Linked DNA regions of Mus musculus: region 1 is linked to region 2. Evidence: chromatin contacts called from ENCODE POLR2A ChIA-PET data. All regions are on one chromosome and are shown on one strand. Each heading gives the region's core, a stretch centred on a gene start or an enhancer-like site at or near the end of the contact. The rest is flanking DNA. Distances are from core to core; before and after follow the strand shown. Region 1 holds the start of 1700052I22Rik (RIKEN cDNA 1700052I22 gene). Region 2 overlaps Susd6 (sushi domain containing 6).

Region 1 (4,209 bases), core at 1,388-3,887, 130 kb after region 2:
GTAAATGTAAACGCAAGGCTCTGGGTTCCATCCTCAGCTCTGAAAAAAAAAAAAAAAAAAGTCCCACAGTCTTTAAACATTTTAACACTTTAAGACTGGGCATGGTGGCACATGTTGCTTTCAATCTCAATACTCTAGAAGCAGAGGCAGGTGAACCTCTTGTGAGTCTGAAGCCAGCCAAGTCTACATAGTGAGTTCCAGGAAAGCCAAGGATACATAGTAAAAACTTGTCTCAAAAAGCAACAGTTCAACACTTAAAAAGTTCTGTTACCCAACCCTAAGCTCTTGTGAACATCAAAGACGAGTTACATACTTTCTCATTCCAAAATGAAGAACTAGGATTTAGGAACTATCGGATTAAAGCAAACCCCCAAGCTATAGCAGTGTAAATCAAATCCCGCATTTCTGACCAAATCCTCTAGTCCAGCATCTGGACCCTGCAGAGGGATGTGCACAACTGCGCTGAGCTGCTGCGGACAGATGGAAGAGGAAACTTACACCCTGCGGGCCCCATAGCAGTTCCTTAGAGTGAAGAATGCCTTTTGGATTTGTTGGTTTTGTTTTTGTGACTAAATGAAAAAAAAAAAAAAGGAAATAAAAGGAGAACATGGCTACTACTGAAGTGCGGAGAAGATTTTTATTGTAGATATAAGGGAGAAAGCAGGCTGAACATGGCGGTGGCCTGAACATGGCAGGCAGACTAAACAAGACCATGAGGATAGAGGGGGAGGGAGAACAACAGAGGTGTTGTGTTTTATGAAGAAGAAAAAGAAGCCCAGGACCTGGTTGGTAGAGGCACGTGTGGTATCAGGTGTGGGGGAAGGTGGTGTCTCGGTGGGCCCAGGCTGAGGCATCCCTTCCCCCTGAGGTACCAGCCACAGGAAGGTATAGTATAGAATAGAGTTTATTTAGGGCATGGGGAGAGGAGTTGAGAGGGTAGTAAAGACAGAGAAAGCCAGGGAGAGGGAAGGAAGGGGGGGGGGGGGAGGAGACGCGACCAGAAAGAGAAGGGACAGAGAGGGTAGAGAGGAAGATAGTAAGAAGAGCATATAGTGAGTCAGGCACACCTGGCTGTTGCCAGGTAACTGTGGGGCAGAGCCTAGAAGACATGCCAAGAAGAGGAGCCACACACCAAGAAAGGCAACCAGACCAAGAGGGAAAGAGCGCAGCATAGCTAAAATGGGCTATACAGGGATGGGATTGGAGGAAGGGAAGCGGGAAGCGGAAAATCAGCCGCTGCAGGGATGGGGGAGGTGCAGGCGGGGGAGGCAGGTTTAGGGTAGAGGGTGGGGTGAAGAGCGCTGGGAGGAGCCACAGGTACTGCAAGAGCCTTCTCCCGGGTTTCTTTGAGACCTAACAAAGACAGGGTTTCACTCCCATAGTCCAGAATAGCCTTGATACTGCCTCATCCCTCTCAGATCTTTGAGTGCCAGGACTACAGGTGGAACCACCAAGCTAAGCCTCAGTGTCGTGATTCCGGCGTTTAAACGCTACAGACAAAAAAAAAAAAAAAAAAAAAAAAAAGTAAGCAAGGCTTCAATAACACTAGCCATCTGGATTCAGAAATGTGCTGGTCCCTTTAAGGTATCACGATAAAAATGACTGAGATGGGGGTCACAATATTGTCATCAGGTGGTTTTAATGTTGACTTTGATAAGTGAGTATTAGGTAGAAGAGGGGTCTGAGAAAACTGCAGAACATTAGAGGTGATGTCAGCGTCTGGTAGTTTGGATCTGTCTTGCTGATCTGTTTGACTTCACCTTTTCCTCTGAGAAGTCCCTATGTAACAGATAAATGGAAACAAAGTAAACGCTCACAACAGCTATGTGTTTGTTGTGGGAATCTCGGGATCACTGCATTGCCTTTGAAGCAAGAAAAGCACCTTGGCAACTCTCTAATCAGAAAGTCCCTGAGCTGGCAGGACCTGACAAAAATCTTGTCTTGCCAGACAGGTCTAGGGAGGACATTGAAATCTACTTTGTTTCCTCAGGTGTAAAGGAGGGTGGGGCTGCAGGTGTCCCCATGTCCTGGACTCCCAAGGCAGAACCTGGTGGGGGTGGGGCTTTATGGATGAGGTACGCGTAAGTGGCAGGGGGGTGGGGGGAGGCAAATGGCCACGGTCCAGTATTTGACATAGAATTTGCTTGGCTCCTTGCAGCTTAAACAGCTTGGCCATGGAAAACAATGAAGAGACCAGGAGAGACAACCCGACAATAAAAACGGTTAGATCAAGAAGGCTCCACAGTGCTTTCATTTAAGTGACCCAATGTGGCCTAGAAAACGGTCCCGCTTTTAAGTGACTGCAACCCAGGAAACAAAAGGGAAGAAATGCTCACCAGGAGCCTGGAGAAGTAATATTAATCTAAAGATAATACAGGGGCCAGTCATTGGGTTCATGACTCCAGGCCCCTGACCTACCATCCGTTGTTCATATTAGGAGTCAAGTGGTCTGATTTTTGTGATTTGATACTCAGCACAGCCTGCTGTTCACAAGATTGACCTTCCCCCATTAGCCAAGAGCTCAGCTCCTCTGCAAGCTCATGAGAAGGTCCTAGTGCTGGTGACTTGCTCAAAGCCTTCCTTTTGGCACTGTGCCAAGGTGGAACTGGTTCTCCAACCCTTGCTGAGATTCCCCCACAGCTCTACAGAGGCTGACGACAACAATACAAAGAGTTCACAGTGGTTCCTTCACACAGCTCAAAGTTCCGGAAGCTGGCCTGAATAGATTGGTGGCCACTGAGCATGCATATGGTTTTTATTTTTAAAGTAGTGTTATTTTTATTTACTCTGTGTGGAAGGGGAGAGAGAGAGAGACAGACAGAGAGAGAGAGAGAGACAGACAGACAGACACGCACACACACACAGAGAGAGAGAGAGAGAGAGAGAGAGAGAGAGAGAGAGAGTCCGTCAGATGTGTGCAGGTTTCTGAGGAGGTCAGAAGGATGTTGGGTCCCCTGGAGCTGAAGTTACTCCTGGTTGTGACTTCCAGCATGAATCCTGGGACTTGAACTCTGTTCCTCTGAAAGAGAAGGAAATGCTTTTACCTGCTAAGCCATCTCTCTAGTCCCTGACTGTGGTTTTATACTAGAAAGGTCACAGTCAAGAGTGACATCATTGGTTATTAATGTTTAAAGACCAATCTTTCCTTTTGGAGGGGAGGTAGGGTTGAGACAGGCTTATTCTGTATAGCACTGGCTGTCCTGGAACTCACTCTGTAGGCAGATTGGCCTCGAATTCACAGAGATCAACCTGTCTGAGCCTCCCAAGTGCTGAGATTAAAGGTGTTTGACACCCTTGCTCAGCTTTAATATCTGATTAACTTATTATTTAACTGTTCTTGAATGCTGTGTGATCCAATTGTTATTTGACTAAAATAAGATCCATCCTTTTGGTAAGGGGATGGCTGAAGAGATGGCTTAGCGTCTCTCCAGCCACTTTTCTCCTATCAATCACATGGGCTCCAGGAATGGAATCCAGGTCATGTTTGGTGGCAAATGCTTGTATCGATTCAATCATCTTTTTTTTTTTCGAGAGACAGGTTTCTCTGTGTAGCCCTGGCTGTCCTTGAACTCACTTTGTAGACCAGGCTGGCCTCAAAGTCAGAAATCCACCTGCCTCTGCCTCCCAAGTGCTGGGATTAAAGGCGTGCGCCACCACGCCCGGCCGATTCAATCATCTTTACCTCCAGACTTACCCTTTCTTTTTTTTTTTTTTTAAAGTTTTGTTTTTATCTATTTATTTATTTATTTATTTATATGAGCACATTGTAGCTGTCTTCAGACACACCAGAAGAGGGCGTCAGATTCTATTACAGATGGTTGTGAGCCACCATGTGGTTCCTGGGAATTGAACTCAGGACCTCTGGAAGAGCAGTCAGTGCTCTTAACCACTGAGCCATCTCTCCAGCCCCAGACTTGCCCTTTCTAACAGAACCTAGAACAGCGTTCTTAAGGGACTGTGTGGGTCTCCCTTTCCTCGGGGGGTTGTTGGATACCAGCACACAGGGCTAAGGGAGTGGAAGCACCAAGCAGGGTTCTTCAGAAGAAGGGAAGGGCTGAGCAGGACTTAAGTGCAGAATCAGGCCCCGCTTGCAGGAGGCTCTGTGCAGAGTCTTGGCCCAAATAAGGCCAGGCGCCTGTGCTCAGAGACGCTTTCCAAGTAAAATTAGGCAAATAAAGGGAAGCCCTACTGAGAATGGGAGTACTCCAT
Region 2 (4,810 bases), core at 1,899-4,398:
AGGAGCCAGTTTTCTACCTCCCAGCAATTGAACTCTGGTGATCACGTCTGGTGCTTCTCCACTCTGAGCTATCACACTGGCCCAAGTTTCACTTTTGATCTCATGTAATAATATTTGAGGTAGGGCCGATATTATCCTTATTTTTTCAGTTGAGATGAAAGTTACACATGTTAAATAATGTAAGCCACAAATGTAAGTTCTGGAGTGTCTAGATTCTTCTCAAAACACCACTGTTTGAGGCTCTTTCTCTGATGATAAGCATCCCTAACTTGCTCCTGGAAGCCCAGTAATGGTAGGTTGCACAATACTAGTTCACTTTTTTTTTTAAATTTCATATCATACACAGCATATGCCAGTCGTTACCTGGTTTTATAGATACTGGGATGATTAAAACTGAAACCAGACAGATTTTCATGGTGCTCAACTTTTAATTTAGTTTATTTTGATTTATGGTGTTAGTTTTCATTACTGTTTGCTGCTTTTTGTTTGTTTTTTGTTTTTTCGAAACAGGGTTTCTCTGTATAGCCCTGGCTGTCCTGGAACTCACTTTGTAGACCAGGCTGGCCTCAAACTCAGAAATCCGCCTACCTCTGCCTCCCGAGTGCTGAGATTAAAGGTGTGAGCCACCATGCCTGGCTCACTGTTTGCTGCTTAAGGAACTTTGTACCCATTAAGTTTAAAAGGAAGAACAGTTATCAGTTCGAGACTGACCCTGTAGATGGGATTCCTGTCTACAGAGGGACTCTGGATATTGTAGTAGGAATGAGAGAGGAAAAAAATCCTCACCTTCTGCTATAGAAAAGGCTCAGGGTATGCAGTCCTGAGAGCAAGCCCACCAGGTGTCAGTTTGACTTGTTGAGTCCAGCTTCTCCAGAGCCAGCATTCAAGCTCACTGAAAAGAGAAAGCCAGGTAAAAAGGTCCTGCAGCCTGGTAGGTGGCAAGACCTCAGCACTCTGTGGTTTCCTGCCCGGTCTCCATGGTGTGGCGATTGAACTGGAGCACTTATGTAATGATGCATCTTCTGACAGGGGATTTCCTCCTCTACTGTGTCTGGGGCCTCGGTTCCTGCTTCACTGCTTCCTACACACACACACACACACACACACACACACACACACACACACACGAGAACACGTGCCCTCCAAAGGTACTAATTCACTTGGCTTCTAAAAGTAAGACTTTTTACAAGTTTATTATTACTAGTAAGCATTATTTTACACACATTATGTTTGTCCATTTCTCACATTAAAACTTGCTTTTGGTTGTGCATGTCTGTAATCAGTATTGGGGAGACCTGAGGTAGGGTCATGACTTCCAGCCAGCCTGGGTACACATACAGTGAAACCCTGTGCCAAAATCAGATGACAAAAAAACCAAAAACAAAGAAACCAAAAAACCCCCAACAACCAAAAGACACCCTTGACCACCAAAACATCCTTTACTCTCATATTTCTCCTGTGCTTTTTTTCTGTATTTTTAGCTCTCTTGACACCTGCTCACTACTGGTATCCTCTGTAGGCTTAGAGAAACAATAAAGTATCTTAAAATTTCAGTTAGGGAGCTGTGGAGATGGCTTAGTGATTGAGTGCTTGCTGTTCAATGTCCAAATTCCGAGGACTGGAATTTGTTTTTTAGCACCCAGCCAGTTCACAGCCATTCATAACTTCACAGTTTTAGGGTACTTGATGCCCTTTTCTGGGCTGAATGCACACAGACACCTGTGCATAATCATTAAAATCTTAAAATATTTGTTGAGACTGGGCATGGTGGCAGATGCCTTTATTCCAGCATTGGGAGGCAGAGGCAGAGTTCAAGGCCAGTTTGAACATAGTGAGTTCTAGGACAGCCAGTACTAAAAAGTGAGACCTTGTGTAAAAACCAAGAGAAAAGTTAAAGATTCACCGGGGAACATGATTTTCCTCATTTCAGTACCAACCAGGTGATTTGGGAGAATAAAGTAGAACCTCTGCTGGCAGTGAAGGAAAGCCAAAGAACACGGTGGGTGCTTGCTTGTGTTTTACCTTGCTTTCCCCTTTACCAAGTGATAGTTCATGAGAGGAAGTGGTGGTCCAGATAGCCCACTGTCTGCCACACATAAAACATTTTACTGAGCTCTTGGATTGGCATGTGATCTAGTTGGAGCTGATGAACAAAATTCATTTTCCTTCCTCTATCTGCCTTGAACTCATGGGATTCCTGCTGGGAACATTCTCTCAAGTAGTAGGAGAATGGAGGAAAAAAGTGATAAAGGAAACACACACACACACTTTAAAAGCAAGAATTGCTGTGTTGCAGAGTTGAATGTGAAGATTATGATATTTGGGTTAAGGGCAAACATTGAAACAAAATATGTGACAAGAAATTCTTTTGGTTTCTTTGAAGATTCTATCTATGCCGAGATCACTCTCAGTCTCAGTCCATTTTCTGTTATTGTAACAAAAAAACCTGAGATGTGGTAAATCATTAAGAAGGGAAGCTTAGCTGGGCGGTGGCGCATGCCTTTAATCCCAGCACTTGGGAGGCAGAGGCAGGCAGATTTCTGAGTTCGAGGCCAGCCTGGTCTACAGCAGATTGAGTTCCAGGACAGCCAAGGCTACACAGAGGAAAACCTGTCTCGAAAAAAAAAAAAAAGAAGGGAAGCTTATTTGGCTCACAGCAAGTTGAAGAGCTTGGCACCAGTGTCTTACATCATAACATGGCACAGGGTATCACATGGTAAAATCTTGGCAACTGCTAATGTATCCATCCACCTTCTAGTCCTACCTCCAAATAGAATATGAATACATGAATTTGAGGATTTTCTAATACCTGGACTTTTAGGACAGGTTCAAACCATGGAGTGAAGAGGAAGGAGGACCTTAAATTCAAGGTTTGCTTGTGCTACTTAGTGAGTCCTTGTTTCCAAAACAAACAAAAAGCCAATCAAAGCCAGAATATCTACATATGTAATAACATTGAGTCTTCACCTAGTTGAATGGTTTTTAGAAAATTCATGCTCATAGGTATATGAGCACATTGTAGGATGCTTAAAAAAGTTAAAGCAGTGACAAATACTGTGGTTTATGTGGGAGGCGGTAGCTTGCTGATGGGAAGGAAGAATGCAGATTAGGATCTTGAGACCCAGGAAGCAGTCAGGCAAAACTTGAGGTGGCAGACCTTGGATATGAAAATCTATTTTCTACATCATGGCTAAGATTCAAGTAAGTAGAAATTGTTTCTTTGGTTGATGTATGCTCTGGAGTGTTACCCTGTAAAAAGTCTTTTATGTGAGAAAGGAGTCTGGCAGGCACCTGTCATCTTCCAGCCTCGTATCTGTGCTTGTCTGCCCCCTTTAATCTTGGGGGTGGGAGCTGGAAACCAGCTGGAAACCTTTGCTCTTTTGTCTTCTGGTTCTCAGCTGAGTCTAGAGGTCTCCAGAATCTGATAGATCTGGAAGTAGTGTTGAGCTGGGTTGCTGTTGCTCTGAAAGGCTAGCTGCTACTCCCAAGGTGGAGGGACAGTTGAGTCTGTGAAGGTACTGGGTTTAAGAGTAGCAGGGAGTACAGCAGTTGCAGTGAGAACTGAGTGGGGTTTCAGACTCTTGTGTTATCTATGATGTGTCTCCCTTGCCAAAAATTCATGAAGTACTTCCAAAACAGGATCTTAGTGAAGCATTCTCAAGCAGAAACAGATACACTTGCTTGTTAATGTGACCAGTGTTGAGAGAGCTCTAAAATTACCTGGTAGCTGTGTGCCCTGATACACCCCCTCCAGAGTAGCAGTTGGTACAAGTGTTTTGTTTTTACTTTTTGTGACTTGGGAAATTAGCCTGGGATTCTTCATGACAGCAGCAGAGTCAGTGCTTGTGCAGACGGACAGTTCTTTATTACTTGGCTCTTTTATGTTGAAAAGAAAATAGTTGAGGATTCTTTTTTCCTCTAGTTGGAGAGTAGGAGCAAAACCTCAAGAGAAGAGATTTGAATAGGGACTCTTCCAAACTTCCTTTTCCTACCAACTTTTCTCCAGGAGGGACATGTATCTCATCTGCCCAAATCCAAATTACCACCAGCAGTGACATGCCTGTGTATCCACAGAAGTTTAAGATTAGAGTGGAGTTATCTTTTTTTTTGTTTTTGTTTTTCGAGACAGGTTTTCCTCTGTGTAGCCCTGGCTGTCCTGGAACTCACTCTGCTGTAGACCAGGCTGGCCTCAAACTCAGAAATTCGCCTGCCTCTGCCTCCCAAGTGCTGGGATTAAAGGCGTGCACCACCACTGCCTGGCAGAGTTTCCTCTAGACTTTGCTGAAGTTCTCTTTGGCTGAGCTAGGTTTTGACTTTTGATTAGGCTATGAATGAGAGTGCCTTCTGGGCATTCCGTTAGTCCAGTTCTTCTCTGGGCTGCTCTCTGAAGATCTCTGAGAACTTAGTGGATGGAATTCTGAAAAAGGGAACCAAGAAAGTGGGTTGCTTATTTTCATCTTAAATTGTAATTGTCTCTGCAGACTGCTTGAGGGAAGATTGAGGGGTATTTTTTCTTTAATTGCCATTAAAGTGAGAGAAGATTGCAGACAGATTAGAATATACAAGTCAAAATAAAATAATTATTGTGGGGCTGGTGAGATGGCTCAGTGGGTAAGAGCACTGACTGCTTTTCTGAAGGTCCTGAGTTCAAATTCCAGCAACCACATGGTGGTTCACAACCACCCATAATGAGATCTGATGCCCTCTTCTGGTGCGTCTGGAGCAAGTAGGGCAACCAGAGTAAGCAGAGGTCCTAAAAATTCAATCCCCAACAACCACATGAAGGCTCACAACCATGCGTTCAGTTACA

The links. ChIA-PET counts read pairs that join two places held with the same protein, here RNA polymerase II (POLR2A).
Region 1: POLR2A ChIA-PET joins it to region 2 with 10 read pairs in embryonic stem cell. The contact joins the promoter of 1700052I22Rik here to the enhancer-like site in region 2. POLR2A ChIA-PET finds 5 or more read pairs at or near these places in 2 of 5 experiments (Patski and embryonic stem cell).

The regions. Positions count from the first base shown.
Region 1 is chr12:80,921,810-80,926,018 of GRCm38, forward strand. 1700052I22Rik (RIKEN cDNA 1700052I22 gene) reads right to left here and starts at 2,638. Exons shown (of 2, transcript NR_033786.1): 1 at 2,419-2,638; 2 at 1,623-1,779.
Region 2 is chr12:80,792,041-80,796,850 of GRCm38, forward strand. The region is part of intron 1 of Susd6 (sushi domain containing 6); the gene reads left to right. Among named protein-coding and RNA genes, the nearest start is that of Susd6, 3.9 kb to the left of the region's middle. Within about 2 kb of position 3,149, at least 1 of the 3 ENCODE cell types and tissues checked has a DNase peak (open chromatin) inside an H3K27ac peak, as active enhancers do.